Linked DNA regions of Homo sapiens: region 1 is linked to region 2. The links are chromatin contacts, found by Hi-C in ENCODE. All regions are on one chromosome and are shown on one strand. The core of a region is the stretch at or near the end of the contact, and the rest is flanking DNA. Distances in the headings are between cores, read along the strand shown.

Evidence for each region. Hi-C counts contacts between places; a loop is a spot of excess contacts on that map. Pooled maps may share reads with other maps.
Region 1: a loop to region 2 is called in a map with no recorded cell type, with 23 times the contacts of the local background. The contact joins the enhancer-like site here to the promoter of LRRN2-AS1 in region 2. A Hi-C loop is called at or near these places in 5 of 37 single-sample maps with no recorded cell type and 7 of 50 pooled maps.

The regions. Positions count from the first base shown.
Region 1 is chr1:205,286,444-205,289,624 of GRCh38, reverse strand. No RefSeq gene overlaps it. Among named protein-coding and RNA genes, the nearest start is that of NUAK2, 34 kb to the left of the region's middle. Within about 2 kb of position 1,269, at least 13 of the 41 ENCODE cell types and tissues checked have a DNase peak (open chromatin) inside an H3K27ac peak, as active enhancers do.
Region 2 is chr1:204,562,624-204,565,841 of GRCh38, reverse strand. It overlaps LRRN2-AS1 (LRRN2 antisense RNA 1), which reads right to left and starts at 1,671. Exons shown (of 13, transcript XR_007066814.1): 1 at 556-1,671. RefSeq lists a silencer at 1-15.

The DNA.
Region 1 (3,181 bases), core at 20-2,519, 720 kb before region 2:
GGTTCAAGCAATTCTCCTGCCTCAGCCTACTGAGTAGCTGGGATTACAGGCGCACGCCACCACACGCGGCTAATTTTTGTATTTTTAGTAGAGATAGGGTTTCACCATGTTGATCAGGCTGGTCTCGAACTCCTGACCTCATGATCCGCCCACCTCAGCCTCCCAAAGTGCTGGGATTACAGGCATAAGCCACTGCCCCTGGCCTTCTATTCATTGTTTATCTGAAATTCAAATTTAAATGGGTGTTCTGTGTTCTGTATTTTTACTTGCAAAATATGGCAACCCTAATAGCAGGAGAGATTTGGGTTAGTCAACAGGATGAACTTGGATCAGATATTGGGATTCTGACCCAGGGAAGGATGGAGAATCCCCTATTCTGGACAGCTTTAAAAAAGGAGAATGTGGGCCAAGTGTGGTGGCTCATGCCTGTAATCCCAGCACTTTGGGAGGCCAAGGCAGGCGGATCACCTGAGGTCAGGAGTTCAAGACCAGCCTGACCAACATGGAGAAACCCCGTCTCTACTAAAAATACAAAATTAGCCGGGTGTCGTGGTGTATGCCTGTAATCCCAGCTACTTGGGAGGCTGAGGTAGGAGAATCGCTTGAACCCAGAGGGCGGAGGTTGCGGTGAGCTGAGATCACACCATTGCACTCCAGCGTGGGCAACAAGAGCAAAACTCTGTCTGGAAAAAAAAAAAAAAGAAAAAAAAGGAGAATGTGGCCAGGTGCGGTGGCTCACACCTATAATCCCAGCACTTTGGGAGGCTGAGGTCAGGAGTTCAAGACCAGCCTGGCCAACATGGAGAAATACTGCCTCTACTAAAAATACAAAAATTAGCCAGGTATGGTGGCACATGCCTGTAATCCCAGCTACTCAGGAAGCTGAGACAGGAGAATCACTTGAAGCTGGGAGGCAGAGGTTGCAGCGAGCCAAGATCGTGCCACTGCACTGCACTCCAGCCTGGGCAGCAGAGTGAGACTCTACCTCAAAAAAAAAAACAAAAAAAAAAAGCAAAAAAAAAGAAAGGTGAATGTGTCTGAGGACTGAAGGGCAAGCCTCTAAATGCTTAGGGGTAGAGTTTATAGTCAGAGGGACCTTCCTGCAGCTGGGCCAGAGACTCACCCACCCTCTAGAAACCTCAGCAGCTGAGGATGAACAAAACCCACAGGAAGTGGTGGAAGTGAAACTTGGTGTCAGTGTTGTTGTTATTAAAAGGGGGAAGTGACACCGGGTGAGTGAAGGGTGGGTGGAGGTGAAGTCTCTATAGGCAGCGAGGTCATTCGGCAGCGCCCCCCTTCCTGCTCTGCTAAGAATAGTTACGGTTGTGATAGGGGTGTGGTTTGTCTGAGGCTGGGGGAATGAATCTCGCTTGATGTCTGGATGGGGCAGAGCAGAAGTAGCACTGGGGTGGTCAGAGCTTCAAGTCAGGTGGCAGCAAAACCTAAGAAGCATTTTTGGGTTTGGAAATAAACAAATAAGTGGCCTCAGAAGCAGCTCAGAGGAGAAGGATCCTGCCTTCCAGCTAAGAGAACTATAAGAGGGAAGCAGGGCCCATGACCATGACAGTCCCTCCTCTAGTCAGCTTGGGAAGCTCTGAGAAGCTCTTTCCATTAAGAGAGTCAGGGATGCTCCAGAAATCAGGCTGGCAGGGAGGCTGCAGTGCGTTTTTGTCTCTAGCACTTACTGAGCACTTACTGTGTGCTTGACATTGTGCCAGGCCCTGAGGCTCCAGAATTAAATACAGTGTGGTTCCTGCGCTCCAGAGGTTGGAAGTCCAGTGGAAGAGATATGCATCAAACTAATATAAATTCATGAATTCATTGTGATCAGAGGTAATAGTTGAAAGCCCAAGCAGCAGCCTACCTACTGTGAGCCTGAGCCCACCCCTCAGCAACTCCCCAGCCCTGGCCCAGGCTGCAAACCAACAGAGGCCGGAGTCACCCAGCTGCCTGCAGAGCAGTGCATCAAGTCAGGACCCTTTCTCTGCCCAGACGTCTTTGCCAACTGTTTGGAACAAAGGGAAATCATCTGGTTTGGGGAAAGACATAAGAATGACCGTTTTCTTTCCTAAACCTTCACCCTCTCCCATTTCGGCCTGAGAAAAGCTGTTAGATGCTTCTTCAGAGGGTTTCTAAGGGCCACAATTGCCTTCCACCTAAGAGGGAACAGGGTGGGGAGGGGTGGCAATGGCCTTCTTTGACCGCAGAGGTTTTGGATTTAGCCTGAAGTCACAGAACAACTGAAGCCAAGAGACAGTTCACCCTTTCTGGTGTCTAGAGCTTATTGAACAAATGTCCATTGACCCCCTATTGCTAGGGGCAGGGGTGAAATATTGAGTTGAGTCCAGGGCTCCAGCCTACTAGAGGCACAGTCTGTAGAGAAGTCAGATAATGACCAGGCGGTGCCTAAGCTGGATCTGAATCCAGGGCCTTTAGTCATCAGACACTGGACAGATTCTTCGTGGAGGGAGTTGGGCCTTGAAGGCTGAAGAGTTTTCTGGGTCAAGTACATGTTTAGGGAGCAAGAATTCCTTGGAAACTTAAAAACTGGTCTCCCATGGTCAAGTCTGGCTCCTGTATGTGAACATCATACACACAGAACATGGCTCTGTATCCTGACTCCTATGCACCCCCGGCCACATTGTATACTCCTGCTTGTATGCTCCTGGCCAGTGAGGTGTCTGCAGTCTTGGGACAAGTGGTGGCCAGGGAGTCTTTGTCCCCTGGGTTCCTGGGGTTCAGGCTTCAGGTCTGGTTTCTGCCGTTGCCCCTCCTCTGGTTCCCTCCTTCTCACAAGACACAGCCTGACAACCTGGCCTTCTCTCTGCCTTCGTTAGGAGGGAGGCTGCTCAAACCACAGCTCACCACAGCTCACCACAGCTCACCACAGAGGCCAAGCTGGGTGTGCCTCTGTGGAGCAGCGGCAGGAGCCGGCTGAACACAGCCAGGACCAGTTTCCCCAGGGGCCAAATGCAACCTGTTCTCCATTGCATCTTCCCCACTGGTGGGCAAATTGTGTTGGGCTTCTGTGAGGCCCCATGAAGGTAAGAGAGTCTGGAGTGACTTTGCCCAGATTGGCTGTGTGACCTTGAGCAAGTCACTGGACCTCTCTGGGCCTTGACCTCCTTTATTCGATTATAATCCAGACCCTAGGGTCTATCCCAGCAATGTACGTGAACGT
Region 2 (3,218 bases), core at 422-2,921:
AGATTAGGAAGCTGAGGCTTAGAGACACGAGGTGAACTACCTAAGGTCACCCAGCAGGCAGCTAACTGGCAATCCTAATTCATTGCCAAGAATTCCAGGAATGCTGATGGTCAGGTTTTCAAACATAGACAAACTGTCATGCACACTCACACTCACACAAAAAGAAAAGACAAAGAAGAAAGTAGATGCAATTTTCTCCAAAATGTATCCCCTACGAAGGTAGCAGCTTTACCCAGTTTTGAGCATTGTACTTTGCTGGAGTTTAAGATTTCCCAGTTTAGGGCACTGGAAAGTTCGAGTCTCTTTACCTTGAATCAAAAGCATAGCTTATTTCCCACTAGTGATTCTCTTAGAGGTTAATGATGAAGGGGAACAAGCCCTAGACTGAGAGGGGGCAAGAGCTGGTTACCAGACCAAAGGTGTGAATTGGCCATGTGATACTTGATATCACATCTGTTGTTGTAAAGTAAGGGTGTTCAAGAAAGTGATCCTTAAGGCTATAAAAGATATTTTTTTGCACCCCTTGCCCTAAACTTAAAATAAGTGCTCACTCACCTCTCCCTTCTTTTCTCCACTCTTGCAAGGTTTTCCGTGTATGTATGTGTCAGAAATATTGGAGTATCTGCCTAAGCCTAGTAAAACAAAACAAAAATCCATTCTCATCCCCATGATGCTTTCATAATCTTGTCCTTAACCATTTCCCACTGTTCCTCTTCCTCTCCCCAAACCTTTCCCCCTTAGCCTTAGACTTCAGCAGTGGTTCTCAGAATGTGGTTTCTAGGCCGGAAACATCAGCATCACCTGGGAACTTGATAGAAATGCAAATGCTTGGACCGCATGCAGACCTACGTTACTGAAACCTCTGGGTGAGGCCCAACAACCTGTCAAACACCGTCAGACCTGTCAAACTGTTTGCTCAAGTTTGAGAGCCACTGTTCCAGATCAGGGTTCTTAATCTAGGGTCCACAGATGGTTCTAGGAAGTCTAAATGTTTTTTGAATTTGCATATAACATTTTGCACAAGTACATGCCCTTTTTCTGGAGACAAGTTCTCAAAGCAGTCAACTCTTGACTCCAACTACACTATCATTCTGTTTCTTTCTTTCTTTTTTTTTTTCTTTTTGAGACAGTTTTGCTCTTGTCGCCCAGGCTGGAGTGCAATGTCTTGATTTCCACTCACTGCAACCTCCGCCTCCTGGGTTCAAGCGATTCTCCAGTCTCAGCCTCCTGAGTAGCTGGGATTACAGGTGCCCACCACCACGCCCAGCTAATTTTTGTATTCTTAGTAGAGATGGGTTTCACCATGTTGGCCAGGCTGGTCTCAAACTCCTGACCTCAGGTGATCCGCCCACCTCCGGCCTCCCAAAGTGCTGGGATTACAGGTGTGAGCCACCGCACCCGGCCTATCACTCTGTTTCATAAACAACTTCCTGCCTACATCTGCAAACTCTTCTTTCCTCCTCTTCTTTGCCTTAAAAGATACCTGGCTTTCCCTCCAAAGGATCTTGGTGGTCACTTTCCCATACCTCATGTGCTTTCAGGATAGGGTATGGGGCCTCCCCAGTACTGCACTCAGACCCCTATTCTTCCACACTTCCAAATCTCTGCATATATATATATACACATATATATATATACACACACACACACATATATATACACACACATATATATATACACATATATATACCAAATCTCTGCATATATATACACACACATACACACACACACACACACACATATACATATATATATTTAGATCTATACTCCCCTTTACTCCTCCTTTACTGCTGTCATCTGCTGACTTTGCTCACACTTTCCCTTGTTCATTACAGACTTTGGGTTCCTACCTCCTACCAGCTTCCTGGATGATAACAACATCACATGAATGACCCATCTAACACCACGGCCTCGTGGGACCTTAACCACTTCATGTCAAAGAATTTCACCTTCACATACTCCAGCCACTCACTCTGTTAGGCCCTGGGAGCTTGCCCTCATCTGGGATGCTCCACCGTATGCCAGTCAGCTTATGCCAAATTACACTGTGGTAACAAACCCCCAAATCTCAATCGCTTGAATTAACAAAAGCTTGTTCCTTTGTCCCTCGCAGGATAGGTACAGCTATGGTCCCTGTTCTCTTCAGTCTTGGAGACAGGTCAAAGGGAGCAGCCCCCATTTTGGGACACACTAGCCTCACGTGGAGGAAAAAGAGCACTGACTTACCCACACAATGGTCCCTAAGCCTCTGCTCAGAATAGCACAGTTCATTTCCACTTGCATCCCATTGGCCAGCCCGCTGCCAGTGGTGCAGGAAGTGCAATCTTTTCCAAGGCCTGGTAGAGAAAAGCTGCGCAGGTTTTGACAGTAATACATCTACCACAGCCTTTGAAGTCCTATTAGATCTTTCTTCCTCTCTCTCTCTCTCAACATAGCGACCTGTCTTTTCAGCTCCTGGTCCTCTCCTCCTACTGTACTATTCTTCAGTTTCAATCAGCCCCCTCCTGGAAATGACAATAGATAACATTTACTGAACACTTAGTAGGTTCTATCTTGACATCTATTATCTCGTGAGTCATTGAGAGCTTAGAGAAGTTAGCCTGTCTTCACCTCATTCTGTCTTCTAGGTTAGAACCATTACTTCGCCTATGAGGAAAACAGAAGAACCAGATAGAACTGAGAGGCCAGGTCAGGGCCATAAATGTGTGACACCAATCTGCAGGTTGTGTGATGTTTCTCCTGTAGTACGCATTGGCTGGCCTCAGTGGTCCTCAACCAGAGGCCATTCTCCCACTTAAGTAATATTTACCAATGTCTGCGGACATTTTTTATTGTCATAATTAGGGGAGTGCTACTGGCATCTAGGGAGCAGAGGCCAAGAATGCTGCTAAACATCTTAGAACACACAGGACAGCCCCCATCACAGAATTCTTCAATCCAAAATGTCAACAGTCCTGAGGCTGAAAAGCCCTGGTCTGCAAATTGGACAGTCTCAGGCAATTGCCTTGTGGAAATTTTCCTACTCTGTTCTCTCCCCTATTCTCCAGAATACCTGTTCCAGACCTGCTCCACTCTCTTCAAACTCTTATCCCAACCACCATCTCTGCTGTATGGCTGGAGGCTCTGGGAGGCCGGTGGAAGGCGCAGCAGGGCAGACCGGCGGTGCTTGGGCGTAGAAGGGGAGAGCAGTCCGACCGCAGGCGAGCAGCTCAGGGGTC